3 separate regions of the Homo sapiens genome follow, and regions 2 and 3 are each linked to region 1. The links are chromatin contacts, found by Hi-C or POLR2A ChIA-PET in ENCODE. All regions are on one chromosome and are shown on one strand. Each heading gives the region's core, a stretch centred on a gene start or an enhancer-like site at or near the end of the contact. The rest is flanking DNA. Distances are from core to core; before and after follow the strand shown. Region 1 holds the start of YJU2B (YJU2 splicing factor homolog B). Region 2 overlaps CACNA1A (calcium voltage-gated channel subunit alpha1 A). Region 3 holds the start of RFX1 (regulatory factor X1).

What was found. A loop is a pair of places that touch in the nucleus more often than their neighbours do. ChIA-PET counts read pairs that join two places held with the same protein, here RNA polymerase II (POLR2A). Pooled maps may share reads with other maps.
Region 2: a pooled map shows a loop between it and region 1 (3-fold over the local background). The contact joins the enhancer-like site here to the promoter of YJU2B in region 1. A Hi-C loop is called at or near these places in 2 of 168 maps with a recorded cell type or tissue (CD4-positive, alpha-beta memory T cell and CD8-positive, alpha-beta T cell), 6 of 37 single-sample maps with no recorded cell type and 10 of 50 pooled maps. POLR2A ChIA-PET finds 5 or more read pairs at or near these places in 1 of 52 experiments (BJ).
Region 3: a map of endothelial cell of umbilical vein shows a loop between it and region 1 (5-fold over the local background). The contact joins the promoter of RFX1 here to the promoter of YJU2B in region 1. A Hi-C loop is called at or near these places in 1 of 168 maps with a recorded cell type or tissue (endothelial cell of umbilical vein), 4 of 37 single-sample maps with no recorded cell type and 15 of 50 pooled maps. POLR2A ChIA-PET finds 5 or more read pairs at or near these places in 6 of 52 experiments (B cell, CD8-positive, alpha-beta memory T cell, Caco-2 and 3 more).

What each region holds. Positions count from the first base shown.
Region 1 is chr19:13,746,474-13,749,590 of GRCh38, reverse strand. It overlaps YJU2B (YJU2 splicing factor homolog B), which reads right to left and starts at 1,696. Exons shown (of 10, transcript NM_030818.4): 1 at 1,637-1,696. RefSeq lists a silencer at 1,406-1,715.
Region 2 is chr19:13,259,864-13,262,529 of GRCh38, reverse strand. CACNA1A (calcium voltage-gated channel subunit alpha1 A) reads left to right here. Exons shown (of 47, transcript NM_001127222.2): 26 at 920-1,080. Among named protein-coding and RNA genes, the nearest start is that of IER2, 110 kb to the right of the region's middle. RefSeq lists enhancers at 1,155-1,384, 593-1,792. Within about 2 kb of position 1,334, at least 7 of the 41 ENCODE cell types and tissues checked have a DNase peak (open chromatin) inside an H3K27ac peak, as active enhancers do.
Region 3 is chr19:14,004,629-14,007,745 of GRCh38, reverse strand. It overlaps RFX1 (regulatory factor X1), which reads left to right and starts at 1,426. Exons shown (of 21, transcript NM_002918.5): 1 at 1,426-1,643. RefSeq lists enhancers at 616-1,143, 1,144-1,671, 1,672-2,200 and silencers at 1,395-1,574, 1,625-2,004.

The sequences.
Region 1 (3,117 bases), core at 447-2,946:
AGTGAAGGGTATTCTAGAACAGAGATTGGCAAAGTTTCTCTGTCAAGGGCCAGAAAATAAGTATTTCTAGCTTTTTAGGCCAGATTATCTCTGCCCCAACAACTCAACTCTGCTTTCATAGCTAGAAATCAGTCCCAAACAATATATAAATGAACGGGCGTAGCTGCATGCCAATATAAATTTTATTGATGGACACAGAAATTTGAATTTCACATAATCGTCATGTCACAAAGTATTATTCTTTTGATTTTTCCCCAACTACTAGAAAATTTAAAACCATTCTTGGGGGCCGGACTCGGTGGCTCACGCCTGTAATCCCAGCACTTTGGGAGGCTGAGGCAGGTGGATCACTTGAGGTCAGGAGTTCAAGACCGGCCTGGCCAACATGGTGAAACCCTGTCTCTACTAAAAATACAAAAATTGGCCAGGCCTGGTGGCGTACGCCTGTAATCCCAGCTACTGGAGAGGCTGAGGCAGGAGAATCGCTTGAATCTGGGAGGCGGAGGTTGCAGTGAACCGAGATCACGCCACTGCACTCCATCCAAGGTGACAAGAGTGAGATTCTGTCTCCAACAAAAAGAAAGAAAGAAGCTGATGGAAGAGCTTCTGATGGAGTGGGAGTGGTGTAGTGAGGTGGTGAGGCAGTGGTGCAAAGTCCCGGATATAAACTGTTCTACCCTCACCTTAGTCTTGTATCCTCCAACTATAAAGTGTGTCCTTTAGATTGGATTATTCCAAGGTCCCTTCCAACCTAAAAATACTTTTGCCAACAAAATAGCTAAGTGCCCCTTGAGGCGTTAGGGGACACGGCTCCCTGGGCTTGAATCCCAGCTCCACTCCTCATCAGCTGGGTGACCTTGGTCAGTGACTGCGCTTCCCTGGGCTTGTATTTCGTCACCGGTAAAGGGCGAATGACGACGACAAGACTGACTTTCTGGGGATGCTGTGAATCAACTAACCCACGGGAAGAGCCTGCAAAGAGCAAATACTCCGTTTACAGGAGCTCGAGGGTGTGTGTGTGTCTTAAGATGGTTTTGTTACCCCAGTAAATGGCAGACGGGGCTATCGGGTGGGCGTGTAGATATCTCCGGTCCTTGGTGCAAAAGTAATTACCGACCCTGTTTGTCCTGGGCTTACGGCTTGGGCTCGGAGCTCCACCCTGCTGCTTCCTATCTGCTTGACTTGGGGCAAATTGTTTTCTCTCTCTAAGCCTCATTTTCCTTATGTGTAAAAATGGCTGGTTAAGGCATTCAGGGCAGCGCCTGACGCCGAGTTAAACGTTTGGCAGTTTAGTCATTTCTGCTGCTCACGGTTTTACAAGAATCATTTTTATAAAATCTGGTGAGATAGGGACTTATTGGTCCCATTTTCCCGATGCAAAAACCCAGGACCCTTCAGGCATAATATGGATCCGGGCTAGGATGGGACCGGGTCCCGGGCACTTGGGTCAGAGGTCTCAGCTGGGGCCTCAGGGACTTTGGTCCTGGCTGGGACCTGGGCCGGCTCCGGGCATCTAAATCGGGTCCTCAGCTCCGCGTCCCCCGACGCGGAAGGGCGCGCCGGGCAGCTCCGAGGCCAGGGTGAGGCGGCTGCCGGACCCCCGGCCCTCCCCGCTCCTCCGCCCGCCGGCACTTACCTGCCCTCCTCCCGACGTCACGCCCTGACCGTGCCCGGAAGTGCGCGCTGAGAGCGCGGTGAACCTGGGCGCCCTCTCCGCGCCCCCAGGACGCCGGCGTGAGGCGGGGCGAGGCAGCAGCTCCACGCTGATTGGCTGAAGGACGATACGCCAAGCGTTCTGCGACGCCGGAGTGGGCCAATCCAGGAATGCCCCGCCCAACCGCGCTTACGCCAAGAGGCTCCATCCTCTGTCCAGCCCACTACGTGAGGCCCAATCCGAGGCCCGCCTCCTGGCACCGCCCTCCCAGGCGTGCTGTCCTGCGCGCTGCAGCCGGTCAGCGAGGGTGTGGTGGCGGGCCCCTGTAGTCCCAGCTACTTGGGAGGCTGAGGCAAAAGAATTGCTTGAACCCGGGAGGCAGAGGTTGCAAAGAGCCGAGATCGCGCCACTGCACTCCAGCCTGGGCAACAACAGCAAGACTCCGTCTCAAGAAAAATTATTTGCACAGGCAAGGTCTTACTATGTTGCCCCGGCTAGTCTCGAACTCCAGGGCCCAAGCAATCCTCCTGCCTCCCAAAGTGCTGGGATTACAGGCGTGAACCACTGCTCTGTTTTTGCATTTTTAAATAGTTAGGTGGGGGAAAAACTATTTTACGACTTATGAAAATAAAACATTCAAATTTCAGCGTACGTAAATAAAATTTCATTGGAACACAGGGATATGCGCTTTTGTCTGCTGATTGCTTCAAAATAAGGGCACTTGGGGGAACAGCAAATGCAGGGAAGGAGAGGTTTTCTCTGAATTTCTCTTATCTGCCTAAAGACAGAAAGAGGAATGCTTTCCTACGATCTTATTAACTAGGGAAGAGTGAAACCATTCCCAATCATGTATCCTTCTGAGGGCTGCTCTGAGACAACTTTTATTACCTGCAAGACTTTTTTATTTGCTTAACAAGACAGACTTTCTCCATCATACAATTTCTCCCCTTACCCTCCCATAACTTGTGTTACCACCATCCTCCCAGAAGCCCCAAACCCCTATTCTTTTCTTTGATACTTTTTTTTTTTTGAGAGGGAGTCTTGCTCTGTGGTCCAGGCTGGAGTTCAATGGCGTGATCTCAGCTCACTGCGCTCTCCACCTCCCAGGTTCAAGTGATTCTCTTGCCTCAGCCTCCCGAGTAGCTGGGATTACAGGCACCTTCCACCACGCCCGGCTATTTTTTGTATTTTTAGTAGAGATGGGGTTTCACCATGTTGGCCAGACTGGTCTGGAAGTCCCAACCTCAGGTGATCTGCCTGCCTTGGCCTTCCAAAGTGCCTGGATTACAGGCATGAGCCACTGGGCCCAGCCTCTCTGATCCTTTTTGGAGTCTTGTATTTTGTGGGACTCCCCTGCATAGGTACATAATTAAATATGGCTTTTGCCCTGTCTGTTTACATGTCAATTTAATTCGTAGCCCAGCCAAAGAACCTATAAAGGTGAAGGGAAGCCATTTTTCACC
Region 2 (2,666 bases), core at 85-2,584, 490 kb after region 1:
GCAGTTTTTCTTTAGATGAAGTGTCTTGGGGTTAAGATCCTTTTTCCTAATTCGCATGAAGGCATCATATGGATTTAAAAGGGTATAACCGTGATCTGGGAAGCAGGAACTAGATTTCTTGTTCCATAAAATTTTGACTTTTCATCTACCTATTCTAGGCTCTAGTATCTCCCATTCCAAAATAGCATGAACCAGCATTTCCCAAAAGCCTGTCATTCAAAAACATATATATATATTAAGGGAAATAAAATCCAGTCATTAGAGCACCCACTTTCACTCTATGCTTCACCTGGGGGTCCCCAGTATTATCTCTTATGTAATATGTTTCTTTAAATCAAGTCACACCCGTAATCCCTGCATTTTGAAAGACCAAGGCAGGAGTGTTGCTTGAGCCCAGGAGAATGAGACCAGCCTGGGCAACATAGTTAGACTCTGTCTCTACTAAAAATTAAAGACAGAAAACAGATACTGTTATGGAAATCTAACCAAATATGGCTGCCTGCCTAAGGCTTTGTGCATTGACAACTGCTCTTTCTTGGTTAAAGAGGGAAAATGTCAATGGTAGGTGTTAACATGGTAGCAACTAAGTAAAAATTTCTCCTTCACTCAAAAGGATTGAGAGAGTTGGAAAGGAAGTAACTTTGTTACCTTGTTTTTCTGTGTTGGGCTCCTGTATCACTTAAAAGCATCTCTGGTATCCCATCTGGGAGTTTTAGATCCATAGAATGCCAGGATTGAGTCCAACTCCTCCAACGCTTATTTCTGAAAGCTGGGGGGACCTTACCCTAGTGACTTGACTTATGACCTTGCCTGTAAAATGGGAATGATCATGGCAGTATTTTGGTATGATGGGCCACTGGAGGCAGAAGGTTGGGCAGGTCCCCAGCCCCTCATGCTCTCTGTCAACTCCACCCCACAGGCTGTGTTTGACTGTGTGGTGAACTCACTTAAAAACGTCTTCAACATCCTCATCGTCTACATGCTATTCATGTTCATCTTCGCCGTGGTGGCTGTGCAGCTCTTCAAGGGGAAATTCTTCCACTGCACTGACGAGTCCAAAGAGTTTGAGAAAGATTGTCGGTGGGTCTCCACTTTCCAGCACATTCCCATTGGAACCAGCAGGTGGGCAGGGGGGAAGTGGCTAGAGGCATTGGCCACTTGGGCTCAGAGACTGGAGAAGTGATGAGCCTTGGAAGTGACTCAGTTGCAACCAGCTTGGATCTTGGGTAGAAAGAAAACCGGTTTTAGAATTTGAGTCACCACCCAGAGCCACAGAATGAGTCATAAGCAAATTGATTGACCTTTCAGCCACCGCCTTTGTCATGTGAGGGATATTAATACACATCCACAGTTCCTTACTTGAAATCGTTACAGGCAGATGTGTTTCAAAGTTGAGAATATTTTGAGATTCCCATGTGGGACATGACACCCTCAGCTGGGTCTAAGGCAGCCCTATAATCAAACACAATATTTCTGCCATAAAATGTGTAACTATTTACATCAAATGGGGTAAATAACAAGTATAAAGAGCTTCATGTCCAATCAGATCAGGTTTCATTACCAAATAAGTTAGGTAAGAGGCCAGGTGCAGTGGCTCACACCTGTAATTCCAACACTTTGGGAGGCTGAGGTGGGAGGATCACTTGAGGCCAGGAGTTGGAGACCAGGTTGGGCAACATAATGAGAGCCCATCCTACAAAATAAATTTTAAAAGTTAGCGGGGCATGGTAGCACACACCTGTAGTCCCAGCTACCCGGGAGGCTGAGGCGGGAGGATTGTTTAAACACAGGAGTTCAAGGCTGCAATGCACTATGATGGTACCACTGCACTCCAGCCTGCGTGACAGAGTGAGACCCTGCCTCTCAAAAATATATACATATAGGCCGGGCGCAGTGGCTCATGCTTATAATCTCAGCACTTTAGGAGGCCGAGGCGGGCGGATCATGAGGTCAGGAGATCGAGACCATCCTGGCTAACACGGTGAAACCCTGTCTCTACTAAAAATACAAAAACCTAGCTGGGCATGGTGGCAGACGCCTGTAGTCCCAGCTACTTGGGAGGCTGAGACAGGAGAATGGCGTGAACCCGGGAGGCGGAGCTTGCAGTGAGCCCAGATTGGGCCACTGTACTCCAGTCTGGGCAACAGAGCCAGACTCCATCTCAAACAAACAAACAAACAAACAACAACAACAAAAATATATATATATATATATGTATATATATATATGTACACGCACACACACATATGTATTATATGTGTGTGTGTATATATATGTATGTGTATATATAGTGATATTGTTACCAGTGTAAAGTGGCATTTTGCAACACATGGTAGCCTGTTGTTATCTTGATGGCTATTTATTGAAATTAGGAGGATGCCAGATGTCTGGATAGGAGTCTGGAACTAACCCTTGTTTCCTGCCTTGAAAAGGAGTAGCAACCTCCCTTAGCCTGATGAACCTCTAAATGTCCCCTATGTCTCTCTGCCTCCTCCTAAACTCCCTCCACCCCACCCCCAGCAAGCCTGAGGCTCTCACCCTGAGGACTAGAAGTTATCACGTTGGAAGAGGGTGCTGGACCCTGGGTCAGCTCTCCCACCAGGAGTAAGGTTGTGCCATCACCCATGGATTTATCTCAAAGTAGATGCACACGTCATCCCCTATGA
Region 3 (3,117 bases), core at 177-2,676, 260 kb before region 1:
GGCGAGCACCTGTAGTCCCAGCTACTCGGGAGGCTGAGGCAGGAGAATGGCGTGAACCTGGGAGGCGGAGCTTGCAGTGAGCCGAGATTGCGCCACTGCACTCCAGCCTCAGCGACAGAGTGAGACTCCGTCTCAAAAAATAATAATAATAAATTTATTTTAAACACAAGATCTGACCCTGAGCTTGCATAACGCATCTCACCTTAATCCCTGTGTTGGCGGATCCTGTCTTTATTTAAAATTGTGATGTTTTGTTCATCATAGATTTATTTTTTCCCATTAATTTGGATATTTAACAAATATTGAATTAGAAGATTATTTATCTTGATGACTGAGTTTTTGCTCCCAAGATGTTCACCCTAGTCCGGGCCCTGTTTCTGTCTCTTCTCGTCCTGCAGCACCCAGACAGTCCCTTGAGGAAACTGAGGCACAGAGGAGCGTATGTGTGGGAGGTGTGTGTGTGTGGCGGGGGTTGTGGTGAGCTCTCCTGGGCGGACCAAGCTCCCTGGGCTGGGTCGGGGCTGACCTTTGCTTATCTACCGCGGTTGAAGCCGCGAATGAAGTCCCCCGCCTTGCAGAGACCTTTCCCAAGGCGGCCGCACCGCCTGCGGGGCAGAGATAGCCGCGGTCACCCCGGCAGCGGTGACCTTTTCCGGCTGGAGGGGACCGGGAGGCGGGAGAAGGCGCGGCGGCCGCGCTGTCTGGCCGGCTTGGGCGGAGGAGGATGTCACCCCAGCGGGTGGGAGCTGGGATCGAACCCCGCCGCGGCCTCCCGCTTCCACCCAACCCCGACGGGGCCATGGGCAGTGGGGAAGGGGGACGCGCGCCCAGTGACGTCATCGAATCCCGAGTCCGGCCTTCGCCGCTGTCGTCACAGAGGGGCTGCGCTGCGTCACTGCATTCCTCCCCTGACGTCAGCGCAAGAAGCCAGAAACTGGCCCACCGAGCGAGAGAGAAGTCTGGAGCGGAGTCTTCCTTTCTCGCCTTTTTAATTTGGTAAGACATGTAAAGTGTACGCAAGAGCGGACTACAACTCCCAATCGGCCTTGCGTGCCGAGCATGCGCACGGCCTCCAGCCAGAGAGCGCGGCAAACCTTTGGTAGATTGACGTCCCTTTAGTCGAACCAGGAGGCCGGTTTTACATCGGCAAACCAATCCCGTCCTCACGAGTCCTACCCCTTTATTCTTAACCAGCTGCTTCCCTGCCGGAGTGACGGGCCCGGCTGCCTTTGAGGGTTCAGTTTCTTTTGATGGACATTCATACTGATAAATCAGATCGCCGGGAAGTCCAGAGGGTGTTGAAAAGCGTGCATCGGAACTAATAGTTTAGCTGCAAGGCCTGGCGCCGTCCAATCACTTCTCCGGCCGCCGCCAATCACCCCGGGCCCCGCCCCCGCGCGTGACGTAACTAGGGTGGGTAGCAACAGTTGCCCCGGTGAGGGAAACGGAGGCGCCATAGCCACGGTAGTCGTGGCGACCAAGCAACCCGGCAACGCGAGTCAACAACAACAACCGCCCGGCCGACCCCCACCCCCACCCCCCAGGCCCGGCCCGGGGACCCCAGCACGTCCCGTCCCCTTCCCAACATCGACTCCGAGACCTCCGAAAAGCGTTTCCGCAGACAGAAGTGGGGAGAAGCGGAGGTAACCAGGGCGGCCCCGGGGTGGCTGGCCGGGCCGGGGTGGGCGGCGGGGCCGGGGCAGTAGGTGTCTCTGTAATCACAGTCCGGGGGGAAGGGGCGGGCGGTCAAAATGGCGGCGGCGACTGTCTGGACCGTGGGGGAGGGGGCCGGGGCCCGGCTGGAACGACACCACCCGCCCCCGTCCCCGCGGCCCGGCCCCCGCGAGGGGCGGGCGCTCGCAGGCCCGCGGCGAGTGGAGGTCGGCAGGCCGGGGCGGGGGGCTTTTATATGTCGGGAGCGCGAAGGGGCGGGCCTGGGGAGGCTGGGCCAATGGGAGCGAGGGAGGTACGAGGCGGGGCCAAGGTGGGTGGGCGGGACCAGGAGGGAAGGTATGGGCGGGGCCGGCTGGGTCTCCCCAACCTCCACCTCGGGAACCAGGGTGGGCAGCCACCACCCGGTCCGCCTTCCAGATCCTTAAGCGACTCCCTTCTTCCTTAAGAGCTTTGCAGTTGTCCCAGGACTCAGAACTTGGACAAGTGCCTGTCCATCTGAGGCCTCAGTTTTCCATCCTGTAAAATGGGGAGAATCATTGACATCGCCCTTTTCCTGCAGTACCGGGACTCCTCATTCCTTCCAGGAATTTTACTTACGGCTTATCTTTGAACCTTTTCCTCGTATCTACCGTTTCTGAATGTGGTTTGATAAAATAACTGTCAGCTAGTCCTGATTTCAACACTGCAGCCCACTCCTAAACCTGCCACCTTCTCTCTGGGAGGAAGCAAAGAGGAAGCAAAGTTTCATGGAGGAGCTAGGAGTCGATTTGGCTTTAGCGTGGAGGATCTGGTTTGCAGAAATCAAAGTCCATGGTAGGGAGGAGTGACCATGAGGGAATGCTTTAGAGGAACAGAAACCTGAGTGCTTTTCTCTGGGCTGCTGTTTGAGACCTGATGTTTCCTGGTTTGAGGTTGCGGGGGTTTGTTCCTGGAGATGGAACGTTTCTGGGTCCTGCCCATCGAGGTCTCCCCTACTGGGAATGGGGGAGCAAATGAAGCCTGAGGAAGTTTCTTAGATTTTTTAAACCCGCTTCTCTTGGCCAGACACATGTTTTTGTGTCAAACGAGTGTCAACCGAGTCACATGTCACTGACAAGGTCCCAGCCTCTAGGGCCACGTGGGCAGGAGCGGTCAGAGGGAAGGGGAAGCTATCCATGTTTGTGAGAGGAGAATCTTTGCCACTGCTTTTTAGGGTGACAATATCCTGCCAGCTCGGGGAGGAATTTTTTTTTTAAGTAGCCAGCCAGGCCAAGTCTAGTTGGCTTATTCTCCGTCTTGCTTTTGAGCTTAGTGTCGGTGTGCAAACTGCAGCCATTTCCTTTTAAATCAGTCAATACATTCCAAGGAAAAGGATCATTTCAGGCTTTTTCCCAAGAGTTTGAGATTGGTCTGGTGGGGGTTGGCGGGTCCTAACTTCTCCAGGTACTTTTTCTAGGCCTGGCC